Linked DNA regions of Homo sapiens: region 2 is linked to region 1. The links are chromatin loops, found by intact Hi-C in ENCODE. Cell type or tissue: PC-3. All regions are shown on one strand.

Evidence for each region. Peaks named below come from ENCODE experiments on the same cell type or tissue, not always from the same donor. Only the 100,000 strongest peaks of a DNase experiment are listed, where the experiment ranks them.
Region 2: a loop joins it to region 1, with 2.6 times the contacts of the local background. A loop is called at or near these places in 1 of 110 quality-filtered maps.

Annotation. Positions count from the first base shown.
Region 1 is chr3:162,290,990-162,298,989 of GRCh38, forward strand. No RefSeq gene overlaps it. Among named protein-coding and RNA genes, the nearest start is that of OTOL1, 800 kb to the left of the region's middle. RefSeq lists an enhancer at 3,780-4,979. In PC-3, no CTCF peak of the experiment used is centred here; a DNase peak (open chromatin) is centred at 4,552; H3K4me3 peaks cover 315 bases; H3K27ac peaks cover 1,612 bases.
Region 2 is chr3:162,583,483-162,591,482 of GRCh38, forward strand. No RefSeq gene overlaps it. Among named protein-coding and RNA genes, the nearest start is that of LINC01192, 720 kb to the right of the region's middle. In PC-3, no CTCF peak of the experiment used is centred here; a DNase peak (open chromatin) is centred at 3,309.

The DNA.
Region 1 (8,000 bases):
ATTGTGCGACGCTGATATTTTGGGTTCAAATGATCCTGACATTCAGTTACCGAGCATAGTACTTACTAGCTTTTTTACTTTTGCCTCTCTCTCCCTCCTTGCTTAAGTAGTTCCCAGTTTCTGTTGTTGCTCGCCATCTTTATATCCACAAGTACCCAGATATTGGCCCCTACTTATAAGTGGAAACATGCATTATTTGGTTATTTGTACCTGGAATAATTCGCTTAGGATAGTTATATCCAGGTGTATCAATACAAATGCAAAGGACATGATTTCATTCTTTTTTTATGGCTGAGTCGTATTCCACGGTGTATATGTACTATGTATTTTTGTATCCAATCCAACGTTGATTGGCACCTAGGTTGAATGCATGTCTTTGCTGTTGTGAATAGTGCTGTGATGAACATGCAAGGGCTTTTCTGGTTTTGTTTTGTTTGTTTGTTTTTTGTTAGACGGAGTCTCGCTCTGTCGCCCAGGCTGGAGTGCAGTGGCGCGATCTCGGCTCACTGCAAGTTCCACCTCCCAGGTTCACGCCATTCTCCAGCCTTAGCCTCCCGAGTAGCTGGGACTACAGGCACCTGCCACCACGGCCAGCATTTTTTTTTTTTTTTTTTTGTATTTTTAGTAGAGACAGGGTTTCACCTTGTTAGTCAGGATGGTCTCCATCTCCTGTCCTCGTGATCCACCCTCCTTGGCCTCCCAAAGTGCTGGGATTACAGGCGTGAGCCACCGTGCCCGGCCGCAAGTGATCTTTGTTAGAACAATTTGTTTTCATTTGGATACATACCCAGTAATGAGATCGCTGGGTCAAATGGTAGTTCTGTTTTAAGTTATTTGAGATATCTCCAAACTGCTTTCCACAGTGGCAAAACTCATTTACATTCCTACCAAAAATGTATAAGCATTTCCTTTTCTCCACAGCTTTGCCAGCATCTGTCGTTTTCTGACTTTTTAATAATAGTCATTCTGACTGAAAGAAGATGGTATGGCAATGTGGTTTCGATTTGCATCTCTCTGATAATTTATCATGTGAAGCATTTTTTCATATGTTTATTGGCTGCTTGTATGTCTTCTTTTGAGAAGTGTCTGTTCATATATTTTGCTCATTTTTGATGGGCATATTTGTTGTCAGCTCATTCAATCGTCTAAGTTTCTATAGATTCTAGATATTAGACCTTTATCAAATGCATAATTTGAGAATATTTTCTCCCATTCTTCAGGTTGTCTTTTTACTCAGTTGATAGCTTCTTTTTTCTGTGCAGAAGCTCTTTAGTTTAATTAGGTCCCACTTGTCAATTTCTGTTTTTTTTTTCACAATTGTTTTTGAGGACTTAGTTATAAATTCTTTCCCAAAGCCGATGTTCAGAATGGTATTTCTTTGGTTTTCTTTTAGGATTTTTATAGTTTTAGGTCTTACATTTAAATCTACAATCCATCCTGGGGTCACTTTTGCATATGGTGAAAGGTATTGTTCCAGTTTTATTCTTCTGCATATGGATAGTCAGTTATCTCAGCACCATTGGTTGAATAGGGAGTCCTTTCTTCATTATTCATTTTTGTCAACTGTGTGAAATACCAGATGGCTGCAGGTCTATGCCTTTACTCCTGGGTTCTGTCTTCTGTTCCACTGCTCTATGTGTCTGCTTTTGGACCAGTTCCATGTTGTTTTGGCTACTGTAGCCTCAGAGATTAGTTTGAAGTGTGTAATATGATGTCTCTAGCTTTGTTCTTTTTACTTAAGATCGTTTTGGCTATTCAGGCCCTTTTTTTCAGGTTCCATATGAATTTTAGCATAGTTTTGTCTGGTTCAGTGAAACATGTCATTGATTTTTTTACAGGAATAATGTTGGGTGTGTGGATTGGTTTGGGCAGTATGACCATTTTAATGATATTGATTCTTCTAATCCATGAGCATGGAATGTGTTTTTCATTTGTTTGTTTCATCTATAATTTCTTTTAGCAGCGTTTTATAGTTCTCCTTGTAGAGATCATTCACCTCCTTTATTAGCTGTACTCCTCAATATTTCATTTTTTGTGGCTATTATAAATAAAATTGTGTTCTTGTTTGGCTCTTTGCTTTAATGCTATCCATATATAGAAGTGCTACTGATGTGTGTACATTGATCTTGTACCCTGTAACTTTATTGAAATCATTTATGTGTTCCAGGAGACTTTTGGTGGAGTCTTTAGTGTTTTCTAGGTATGGAATAATATTTTCCACGTAGAAAAATAGTTTGATTTCTTGTTTTCCAATTAGGAAGCCTTTCATTTCTTTCTCTTGCCTGATTGCTCTGGCTAGCCCTTTCAATACTATGTTGAATATGAGGGGTGAGAGTGGGCCTCCTTGGTTTGTTTCAGTTCAACGGGAATACTTCCACTGCTTTCCCATTTGGTATGATGTTGGCTGTGGGTTCGTCACAGATGGCTCTTATTATTTTGAGGTATGTTCTTTCAATGTCTAGTTTCTTGAGGGTTTTTATCATGAAGTGGTATTGGATTTTATCAAAAGCTTTTTCTACATCTATTGAGATGATCATGTAATTTTTTGTTTTAATTCTGTTTATGTGGTGAATCACATTTATTGATTTGTGTATTTTGAGTCAACCTGTCATCCTAGGAATTAAGCCTACTTGATTATGGTGAATTAACATTTTGATGATCTGTTGGATTCAGTTTGATAGTATTCTGTTAAGCATTTTTGCTGCTATGTTCATAAGATATATTGGTATGTAGTTTTCTTTTTTCCTTGTGTCTTTGCCAGCTTGCAGTATCAGGATCACGCTGCCTTCATAGAATGAGTTAGGGAGGAGTTTGTTCTCCTCTATTTTTTGGGAGACATTCAAGGGTATTGGTATTAGATCTTCTTTTTATATCTGGTAGAATTTAAGCATCCAAGTTTTTTACTGGGACAGCCATGTAGGCACTTTGGTTATCATGCACCAAAATTCTAGACTCCCAGAAGGAGATTAAGTGTTGCATAAATCATGCCATTTTTATAAAAAGTTTATTCACAGTGATACACTCTCATCAATTAGAGAAAGTTTTATATCAGTGTCGTTAACTTTACCAGTCCAGTTCTCAGATGGAAACCAAGGGCCAACTTTGAAGCAGACTTTTTCAATGATAGTTTCTCAGGCCTGCTGTGTTAGCTTTTTTCTGCACACAGGTTCTGTCTCTTCCAAGCTTGCAACTTCATTAATTTATTTTCTGTTATGTTGGAATATATGGATTTGTCCTCAATTATTTTTTTTCTTATTACTATCATCACCGTTTCTATTATTTCTAAAAGATAACATTTAGTTACAGGGTGTATTTTGGGTAATTAAAATCTTCTAGAATTAGTGGTGAGAGCTGTACAACTTTGTGACTATACTACAAATGACTGAATGTTACACCTTAAGAGGTCATTTTTAAGGTATATCAATTATATCTTAAAGAAAATTTAATGTATTTTTTCAGATCTATTTGAAAGTTTTCTTTTTTTTTAAAGATATTTGTTTAAATAGTGCTTTTCTCATAACAATATCATTCCCTTGGCTCCAAGCTAAATACAATTTTCCAGATTAAAATTTTTCATGGAGAGGGGCATTCATAAAATCTTCACAGTAGTGGTATGGTGGTAACTTTTTGTGGATTGTATTTTATACTGTGCAAATGAAGTTTATGTATATTATTTAACTTTATCCCTCACAACAATTCTTTTTGCTCATTAGGCAATTGGATAATCAAAAATATAATATTTGTATTTATTAATGCTATAATTTGTTCAAAGGACATGACTAGAAGTTTGTCATTTAAAGAGATTTGTCATTTAGAAGACCTTAGTGCAAAGTCTTCTAAGTATGATGTCAGGAGATATCTCAAGCTCTGCACAGATTTGTATGAATCGCTTTGAAAAAGATTAGAACTTTTCCAGGTAGGTACAAAGAACAGATTACCCAGTCTCCTGAAAATGACACAATGCATTCTCTCATTTAAGGTTTTAATTGCATACTGAACTGTCTTCATACTTACTAGTAGCTCAAAATAATAACCATTTTATATTTTTCTGTATATTTTGTGGGCAAGGAAATTGGGATAAGTCCAAATGGATTATAGTTCTTCCCCATGTAGCATGGCAGATATAATTTGGTGCTATTCAGCTAACAACTGAGCTCATCTAGTGGGTCCCTGCCAGTTTCGCTCAAATGCCTGGTATCTTGTTGGGGATAGAAGAAATGTGTGCCACAGATTACTCTATCATGGTAGAAAGACATTTTAAATGGTGGCTCAAAGCTCCAAAAGACCAAAGCAGAATCTGTTGTTACCCTAAAAGGCAGGGCCACGAGCTTCACAGCAGTAGTTTACTTATTATACTCTGCTATTGAAGGCAGTTACCAGCCAGCCTAGACTCAAGAACAGCCACCACCTTTCAATGCAAGAAGTGTCAAAAAAATGCGTGGTCATGTTAAATCCACATAATTTCTCGCAGATGATTTTGTGATTTTATGCTTGCTTTTATGGTGCGGACCCGATGACTAGCTCTTCAGACCTTCAGCAGTAGCCTGTGACTTGATAACCTAGGAATTTGCTTGCATATCTTAGGTGAGTAACAGGATAAGACAACATAAAATTGGCCAGGAAATCCCCTGGGTAATTGCTAAAATAAACCTTTTAAACCTCTCACTTCTGCCCTTCGTTATTAAACACAAACATTTCTTATGAGGCATTCATACGAACCCATCAGTGAAAATTTAGAATGAACAATTCAGTACATTCTGCCTGGTAGCTAGGCTAAATAATTAAAGGTTTATCAAAGATAAGGTCAGACATACTTACTGCTTCAAAAAGCTGTCCCCTTCCTAGTGAATGCAGGATTAGTTTAGCACACTGACCTCTTTGGAGCCCCAGAATACATGAAGCAAAGCTTTAATATATTTTAAAGGTGTGAGAAAAGTGGAGGGCAGAGATTTCAAATCCATGAAAATGAAAATTCCAGGCAAAAACAAAAACAGTAGGATTTAAGTTTTATGGTGTCTGGGGCAGGCATTTGTATAGAAAATTGTTCTGAAAGAGCAGCATGAGAAAGGAAGACAAACTTCATTTACTTTACACTTTTAACTAGGACATTCTCCAGCTAAAGAGTTGAAAGAAAACACCATGACTTAGTTTAAATATTTCCATGCTCCAATTTTTACACTTAATAAATGGGAATATGTTTAATTCTGCCTTACGTTAGGAGTCTCAAACACTTTGGCATCGGTGAATATTGTTTAATTATTGATGTAACTGGTCTTTGACTATAAAATACTCTATGTGTTATTAAAATATTCCCAATATTGATTTGCTATGTAATTTATTTAATACTTATTGAACACTTACTTAGAGCAAGGCCTTGGAAAATTAAGTTTTAAAAAGCTTGAAGTTAGAAATTTAGAATGAATATAAGTTAGTGAAATAAATCAGTATCATTTTTTGTCCTTATCTTTCTTTTCATTTTTGGAACAGAATTAGACTTTTGTTGTTGTTGTTTTTATAAAGAGTGTTTTGACCTTCTTCAAAAAGTTTCCAATCCATTAGAGAGATCCAGACTTCATGGCGGATACCTGGGACTATGAAATGTGCACTTGCCCAAGGTGACAGAATACTGTCATGCAGTGTTTGTTGGCTTTTAAAAATAAACATTGTCATGTCCGAACAAGTGAAAAAAATAGCTACCCCTGCTGTACTTCCAGCTTCTTCTCTGTTTGCTGTCCAGAAGCTCTCTGCCTGAGGTTGAAACACTGAATGGTTCTCACATACGTCTAAATGCATTCCTTGCTGTGAAGCAGGATGGAAACTGGATGTTTCTTATGGTCTAAATTTCCTTGCAATATTATGAACTTTTCTTTTCCTCCCAAAGGGCAAGATAAACAAAGTAAACAAAGAAATAAGGCACATCTTTTAGCATGCTCTGTATTGTAGACTTTAGTTTCTACCTCCTTCACTATGACTCTTAAGAATCTGTGACAATAGTCTTTCTTGAAAAGTTTTCTTGATATTCCAATCCAAGTTTTATTCACTCAGATTCTATTACAGTATTCGACTTCATGTTTCATGTACCACTCATAACAATATATTTATCTCCTCTATGTTCCAAATTCTTGGAGGCCACTGAGTTATTTCATTTCAAAGTTTAGTTGTTGGTTATCCAGAAGACAGAGACACAGAGATAAGGTTCTCCAAAGAACCTTACTGCACATTTGAGAACCATAGTTTCTAGGCTCAAATATCTCATTTGAGAACCACAGTTTCTGAGCTAAAAATATAAACACCTTCATAAAATAATCCAAAAATCTCTTCAAACACAAGATTCATTACACACACACACACAGAGAGAGAGGGAGACAGAGAGAGAGAAATAATGAAGCGTTAAAATTGTTAAAATCTCTCAATATGTGTAAAATCTAACATCCGTTTAATACAATGATGAATAATTGATGCCACAAAAGATAAGGCTGAGGTTATTAAATGTCTAAAAAGTCTATAGATTATCTAGGTTCATTTGCATGATTTCTAGTCCAAAAGAAAGGTAGGGTATATGTAACTAATTGTAAATCTTGAAAGTATAAATAATTTGCATTTAATTATTAATGTAACTGATCCTTGGCTATTCAGTGTTGCTCTACACTGTTGCATCAAGAAAATTTCGAGGATATGAAGAGAAGAGATGGGAAAAACAGCAAGTTCTAATGGGAAAAGTACTGTAGGATAAAAGTAGTACTGCTTCTCTCTGAACCCACTTTCCCTGTTCTCCTGAGCTACCCACATTTACAACAGTCAAGTTTCCAGGAGTGTCACAAAGTTCCAGTTCTATTTCAGGCATGTGTTAATATAAAAGAAATAGCTCTTTACAAGATCATGATCTTGTAAACCGTAGGTCACTATGGTTTCTGGAAACTGCAGACTCTCTATCAACTGCAGTTAATACTGTTTATCAAGGAACCCAATCTAATATGAAACAAGAGGGGCTAGAAATTAGTTACAGACTCCCAGAGACAGAATCAGACAAAGTTAACAATATCCATCTGAGTTTCAGAATTACAAAAAGTTGGAAAATTTGTAGGTAGTCAAAAGATTCAAGGGTTAGGATGTCCAAAATTTATTCACTGATTTAAAATAATTCTACAAATATTTATTTTGCTAGTCACTGTGCTAACTAAGCACTAAGGATAAAGTACTAACAAAAATGGTTTCTCCATTTAATTTTATATTCTCATGGGAGACACAGGCACTGAAAATTCATATAAATAAATTACAACTTAAATATATGATATAAAACAAAAAATACAGCAAGCTACTTGAGGCTAAAAAGAGATATGTTTTCTTCCCCTTAGCTATGGAGCTGGGGAAGAGAAGGTAAAGCAGGACATGCTGCTAATGCTGTGAAATATCACAGATTCATTGCCTTTCAGGTGACAACCCCAAGACAGAGTGGTAGATGCCTGTTTCTCAACTGCATTTGCATAGTTCTTGTTGTGTCACCAACCAAGCCAGATTTCCTGGGGGCTGGAAAGTTGACTGGCTGACTACTGTGTATATCCACGGAGGACTTAAGACAGAGGAGAAAATTACATCACTGGTTGAATCCACAAATAAAATTTGAATTTCTCATGGAGAAGATTTTTCCAAAGTGTAACATATGATTGCAGTGAAGAGTGAGTCTTTTGAAGCTTGTCATTTTTCCCAAACTGCTTCTTATATCCGCTTCCATGTTTTTTTCTATTAGCACTACTCATTCCCAAGCTTATCTGTTTTTCTTATGTGCTTCTTTATTATTACCAATGAAAAATGACTTAGTAATATTTCTTATGCATTCATAAAATATTCAAGTTTTGCTGCCATTAAAAATACCATGTAGATATTTTGGCCTTCTGTCAAAAGTTAATTTCCAAGACAATTTTAAGTACAATACAGCTGTTAAAACTGTTTAAATAGCCATCCTCACCCTTTTAAATTAATAGAAGACACTAGTCAGAATA
Region 2 (8,000 bases), 290 kb after region 1:
TAAAAGAGTCTCATAAAGTTTTGAATAAAAATGTATCAAAAGATTAATATTTACAGGTCAAGATGACAGGAATCTTAAATACACAAGAGTATGTTACTCAAGGATGCACATAGATCAAAGTAGCTATTGTAAAGGTGTATTGTATAAACAGATTTAATAAACCAGAATGCACATCTATGTAGAAAGAGGTACAGACTTCAAGAAATGAGAAGGAAAGCAGCATTAAAAAAAAAACAACAACTTAAAAATAAAACAAAAAGTGGCATTACTTTGGAAGGCTGAGGTAGGCAGATCTCTTGAGCCCAGGAGTTCGAGGCCAGCCTGGGCAACATGGCAAAACCCATCTCTCCAAAAAAAAAAAAAAAAAAGAAAACCAACTATGAATAGTGGTGCATGCCTGTGTTCCCTGAAGTGGGATGACCACTACAGCCTGGGAAATCAAGGCTGTAGTGAGTTGTAACGGCACAGCTGCTCACCAAATGGAGTGACAGAGCAAGACCTGTCTCGTTAAAAAAATAAAAATTAAAAAAAAAATATATATATATATACACACATAGCTTTGCCTACTTTCATCAATATTATCCATCATGAAATTATGAGTGTAGTTACTTAACTTCTCCTTACATTTAGAACTATTTAGAACAATTATTTACATTTAGAACAATCCTTTTAAAGGTAAAGACAATAAAATATGTTCATTGAAATTGCAACTGTTAGCAGGACCTTGACATTTACAACAGTATTTCCCCAATGTAGTTTCCTGCCCCTCAACCCTTCACTCATCCCCCACTTCCCTAGACCATAACTGGAGGGCTTAATAATTTCAATTCAATAAACAACATGGGCGAGATGTGGTGGCTCATGCCTGTAATCCCAACACTTTGGGAGGCCAAGGCAGGCAGACCATGAGGTCAGGAGCTCGAGACCAGCCTGACCAACATGGTGAAACCCCGTCTCTACTGAAAATACAAAAATTAGCCCAGTGTGGTGGCATGCACCCGTAATCCCAGCTACTCAGGAGGCTGAGACAGGAGAATCACTTGAACCCGGGAGGCGGAGATTGCAGTGAGCCGAGATCACGCCAATGCACTCCAGCCTGGGTGACAGGGTGAGACTCCTTCTCAAAAAGAAAAAAAAAACGTAAATAAACAATATGGCATTATGCACTGTGCCACAGATATTTATGTAAGTACCCCTGTGGAACATATTGCTAAAGGTACCTGGCAAGGTGACATAAAACTAGTTGCTAGTAAATATTTGGAGTAAAGAAAATGAAATCTTTGAGGGATAGTACTTAAAGCAATAAAAAATATATATGAAAGAGTATTTAATTGTTATGTCCACTACTTTATTTGGCTTCATTTGTTTAATAATTGCTAAGCTGATGTGCTGCCTTAATCTTGGAAAGCTTTCAGGCACAAACAGGAGCAAATTTGTTGTTAGTTTTAAAATGTATTTATTTTATTGTTAATATATTTTGGTAGCCTTTTGCAATACCATGGAGTAGCATTGAATATATCATGGTGACTATTGTAAAACAACTCTGGAAATATGCTGTTCTTCAGGGAAAATCATGTGGTTTCACTGTGCTTAGGTGACAAGTGACAAAGAACAAACAAATCAGAAACAAATCAGTCACCAGTAACATTTTTTCCCTTGACTGAGCTTTTGTCATTGTCACAAAAATTGCAGAATATTGGAGACTTGGACCACATAAAGCTTTAAGCATTCATTTTCTTTTTTGTGATTTTTTTTTTCCCACCTCATTTTGTTGTATTTTAAATGGAATTTGTTTCAGTTTCCAGCTGCTGCATATCCCACAGCAGTGAAATTCTGATATGATGCTTTCAAAAGACTTAAATAGTTTCAGTGATTATTTAGGCTTAGCAGTTTGTGGGATAATAAGTTGGAGTTTACCACTGGTAGCATTTTAAATGAGCGAACTTCATTTAGGAGTGAAGAGGTCAGTAATTCAGAATGTTCTATTTCAGTTGGAGAAGAAAAGTAGATCACAAAGAGAGTCCCAGTAGACCCCGTGATCAAGCAGAAAGCAGAGGATGGAAATTAGGGAGGCTGCAAATCTAGGAATCAGTAGCATTTCCAAGGAGAGAAAAATAAAATAGAAATAAAGGTTGGTAAGGATATAGTTTAAAGGTACCCAGGAGAAATCCTCCTGGAGTTTTGAGTGATGATCCTTTCATGAACAGCAGGAGGTTGAGTAATATACTTGCATTTGCTATTTTGACTGTACATACTAACCTACCAGTATTTTGCATTCCAATAAAAGAAATGATGTTTAAATTATTTCTGTTAATTTTATTCTAAATATTCCAAGGAAATCAAAGAAATTCCATACCAGTGGTTCTTTCTGTAATATGCCAGGATTAATGTATTCGATTTTGAGTGCATAAATTAAGGTCTGCTAATTTGATTAGTTTTGTTTTAGCAAGGAAAATTGATACAATCCTTCACCAGGAAATGGTAGTTCAGTAATACCAATTGATGTTAATTTTCACTCATTTTGATTCTCAATATAAAGGTGAACTGAATATAAACAAAGAGTTTATCACTTAGGAATCAGTAAAAGTACTGTCTTAAAGATGCATTGAACCCCTGTAGGCAAGAGAGAGGTGGAGAGACAGAAAGAAACAGAGAGAGGGAGAGAGGAATGCAATATTTTGAATTGAAGAAACATTACCCAGTGCACTATATTTTACGTTTTAAATTATTTTGCTGAAGTAATTTCTCACTTTTTGTTCAAAAGTTACATACAGCCTTATTACTCCTTGTATACCCCTAAATTCTATCAAACAAGAATAGGTAACTTTTAGCATTAGTTTAGCACTTGAACACATATATACATTCAAGAGGGACATTAATTGAACTTGTTACTGTCGGAAGCTAGTCAAGCATGAGCAGTGCAGGAGAGGGCTCCCGAGGGTCAGGCGAACATCAGGTGATGGTCAGGTGGTTGTTAACTGTCTCTCTAAAATAATAATTGGTTGCAGCCAGCGCCAGGAAAAGGCATTCTCGCAATAGATAGAAAAAACCTGAAACTGGTGATCAGCAGCTTCCCAATAAGATCCCAGGAGTTGGGCCAGTGGGATCAAGCAGGCTAATTAAGAGACAAAATAGTGTTTATCTGGTCTATAATATTGTAGGGACATTTGACTCATAGGGGAAGAATGCCTCAAATGAGCATGCATATAACCCCAGTAAACACACTGCACGTTTCCCTCCCAAATGCTTGCAGGCCACTGCATATGTAAACAGCCTACCCCAAGGGAAGACTCAAGGGAGAAGGAATGCAAAGCCCCAGACGTATGTCAACATATAAAACCCAAGTCAAGGGTCAAACAGCATGCTTGATCTCTCAAGTTACCCGCTTGGCCCACTTCCAAGTGATTTTACTTCCTTTCATACATGATCTAAAGCTTTTTAATAAAATTTTGTTCCTGCTCTAAAACTTGTCTTGATCTCTCCTTCTGCCTTATGCCCCTTAGTCGAATTCTTTCTTCTGGGGAGGATAGAATTGAGGTTGCTGCAGATGCATATGGATTTGCCACTGGTAACGTACTTTAGTGTCTTCTGACTCGAATATGTTCCGCTGCTAACAGACTCATCATTACATTTAATAATGTGTGTATATAACTTCCATTGTGTTATTTATTTTTGAAGATTGCACTTAGATGTATAAGCGACATGTGTATGGTCCACTTTTACACAGCTTTTGTTCGTCCATTCAAAATATCTGCTAATTCCATAATAAACTTTCTATAAAAGAAAGTACATTTTAGGCTGGGCGCAGTGGCTTACGCCTGTAATCCCAGCACTTCGGAAGGCCGAGGCGGATGGATCACGAGGTCAGGAGATCGAGACCATCCTGGCTAACACGGTGAAACCCAGTCTCTACGAAAAATACAAAAAATTAGCCGGGCGTGGTGGCAGGCACCTGTAGTCCCAGCCACTCGGGAGGCTGAGGCAGGGGAATGGCATGAACCCGGGAGGTGGAGCTGGCAGTGAGCCAAGTGTCACGCCACTGCACTCCAGCCTGGGTGACAGAGTGAGACTCCGTCAAAAAAAAAAAAAAAAAAAAAAAAAAACAGAAAGTACATTTTAGTTAATCCAAGTCATTCTGGGTTTTAGAAATCTAATCTGGAAAAATCCCCAATAATATCTTTATTCTCCACTTGATTTCTATAGACAAAAGATTAGCAGTAAATAGTTTTAATTAAAAAATCATTGGGGAGTACAGTGATGGCATTAGAAGTTTCTAAGTAATGGAGAATATGGTGAGATACCTTCATGATTGAAGCTATAATATACATTTGATGCCAATTTGGGGGATTTGAGAATCAATGAATCCCCATTAACATCTGAAGAGGCAGTTGATGTAGTCAGTGAAAAATTGAGTGTGTATTTGTCTTTATTTTATACTGAAGACATCAAAAATTTAAATTATAAAAACTAGTTTTAATTTTCTCTTGTAATTTTAAAGCCTTTCAAATAGCAGGTGACTTTGAAAGTCATTCACTGTCACTGACAAGGACTACTGGGCATGATTTAAAAAAGTATGAATTTGGGGTTTAGAAGATGTGAGTTCAAGTCACTGATCTATTGCTTTTTTTTTTTTTTTTTTTTTTTTTTTTTGAGACAGAGTCTGGCTCTGTCCCCCAGGCTGGAGTGCAGTGGCACCATCTCGGCTCACTGTGAACTCTGCCTCCCGGGTTCACGCCATTCTCCTGCCTCAGCCTCCTGAGTAGCTGGGACTACAGGCGTCCGCCACCACACCCTGCTAATTTTTTTGTATTTTTAGTAGAGACAGGGTTTCGCCATGTTGGCCAGGATGGTCTCGAACTCCTGACCTCGTGATCCGCCCACCTCGGCCTCCCAAAAGTGCTAGGATTACAGGCTTGAGCCACCGCGCCCAGCCATGTTGCTTTCTTCTTCGTGACCTTGAGAAATCTTCTATTTTATTTTAAAAATAAAATCGGAAAAAAGATAAATTGTGCATAATAAAATATTTGAGAATACAATGCTATAATATTTCATAATTTATACAATATTTCCATACTGTTTTATTTTTGAATTTCAAAAATACGCACATATAAAATGTTGGAGAGATACGTAAAGTAAAAAAAGTAAAATTTTCCTTCTCTCCTACTTTCATTATTAAGCATTAGTTATAAAAATTGCAGAATAAAATTTTCCTGGGAACATACAGATTTTTAGTGATTGTTTTATTGTTGTGCCCTTCACGTTATGACATACTAAAACAAACACATGAAGTTTGACAACTTGATGTTTCCACTAAATTATATTTTGTGGACAGAATTCCTTCTAGAAACCAGTAGGAGATAGATATAAGCAGAACAAGTAGGAGACACATACAGAGAGATGACAGATATATAGATGATAGATAGATAGACATATATTGATTAATTGATAGCTGGTAGATGGATTAGACAAATAGGTAGATGATAGAGATTTCTTTTCTTTCTTTCTCTCTCTCTCTTTCATCCTTTCTTCTTCTCTTTCTTTCTTTTTTTTTGACGGAGTCTTGCTCTGTCGCCAGGCTGGAGTGCCGTGGCATAATCTCCGCTCACTGCAAACTCCACCTCCCGGGTTCAAGCGATTCTCTTGCCTCAGCCTTCCCAGTAGCTGGGGACCACAGGCGCACGCTACCACACCTGGCTAATTTTTGTATTTTTAATAGAGACGCGGTTTCACCATGTGGGCCAGGATGGTCTCAATCTCCTGACCTCATGATCCACCCGCCTCAGCCTCCCAAAGTGCTGGGATTACAGGCGTGAGCCACCATGCCCGGCAGATAGAGATTTTTTTCAAGAAATTGGCTTACGTATGGCTAATTTTTGTATTTTTAATAGAGACGTGGTTTCACCATGTTGGCCAGGATGGTCTCAATCTCCTGACCTCGTGATCCACCCGCCTCAGCCTCCCAAAGTGCTGGGATTACAGGCGTGAGCCACCGTGCCCGGCTGACAGAGATTTCTTTCAAGAAATTGGCTTACGTAACTGAGGGGATGGCTAAAACTTGGCTAAACAAGCCACCAGGAAGGGCAGGCTGGATCTCTCAGCTGAAGCTGCTGCTCATAGGTAGAATTTTTTCTTCTTCAGAGAAGGCTCACTTCTGCTCTCAAAAATTTTGCAACTGATTGAATCAGTTTCACCCAGATTATCTAAAATAATCTCCCTTCCTTAAATCATCTGATACAAATTTTAATCAAATCTACAAAATAATTTCACAGCAACAGCTACATTAGTGTTTGATTGAATAACTTAAATGGTAGCCTGGCTAAGATGACACATCAAAAAGACCATGAGAGAATTTGAGCCTTATTTGTCCAAAACATAAACCAACTGAGTAACACAGCCTTTGTTTGACTTTACTGCTTTGTTCTCCCCTGACACCCCAGTCTTCATCCGTAGGAGAATATCCTTACATAAACTACCTGCATTGCAAACAGTTGTTATAGAGTCTCATTTGGAAGATGGAGGGACAATTTGAGATCATTAATATCATAGCAGCCTTAGAAAGCAGACTGTCAAGACAGGATCTTGGAAATGGATCATCCAGAGGTCAGATAGTAATAAGGACTCCATTGATATTGATGGTAGGGGAGTACTAATAACCCCTGACAGGCAGAGATGTTAACATTGCTGAGAATCTCATTGGTGGAATATATCAGTGAGATTTGTATTAGTTTCCTGTGGCTGTCATAACAAGTTACCACAAACTTGGTGGCTTATAGCAACAGAAATTTATGATTTGACAGGTTCAGAGGCCAGGAGTCCAAAATCAACATATTGGCACAGCTGTGCTTTTTCTAAGGTCTCCAAGCTCCCTTTTGGTCTCTGGTGGCTACCAAGAATCCTTTGTGTACCTTGGCTTGTAACCTTCATTCACTTGACCTTCTCCTTTGAGTACATCTTATGTCCCAGCAACCAATGCTATTGTCTTATAAAGACACATATTATTCCATTTAAACTTCACACAGATGATCCAGCATAAACTCCTCAAGATCGTTAACTTGCTCATGTATTTTACCACATAAATCAATATTCACAGGATCAGGGGGTTAGGACATAGACGTATGTTTTAGGGACACATTGAACATACTACAGGGTAGAGAGTGAAACTATATATATACACATAGTGAAACTATATATATATATAGTGAAACTATATATATATATAGTGAAACTATATATATATATAGTGAAACTATATATATATACACATAGTGAAACTATATATATATACACATAGTGAAACTATATATATATACACATAGTGAAACTATATATATATAGTGAAACTATATATATATAGTGAAACTATATATATAGTGAAACTATATATATATAGTGAAACTATATATATAGTGAAACTATATATATATAGTGAAACTATATATATATAGTGAAACTATATATATATAGTGAAACTATATATATATAGTGAAACTATATATATAGTGAAACTATATATATATATAGTGAAACTATATATATAGTGAAACTATATATATATAGTGAAACTATATATATATAGTGAAACTATATATATATAGTGAAACTATATATATAGTGAAACTAGTGAAACTATATATATATAGTGAAAATATATATAGTGAAACTATATATAACTATATAACTATATAACTATATAGTTATATAGATATAGCTATATAACCATATAGTTATATAGATATAACTATATAACTATATAGTTATATCGATATAACTATAATGTAGGGATTACACTTGAAAGTTACAAGGATGAAGAAAATGGTAAGGACTAGAGTTGGAAAGCTTGAGATTGGGCTTAGAACCCCTGAAAGAGCAATATCAGATTAGCAAACTATCAATGCAAGCCACACTGTAGATTTCAGAATACCTCCATGGGACCACTTAAAGATCTCCTTGTCAACTATAGCTGCAAAGTACACTGTGCTAAAAATCAGGCTGAAATTTAA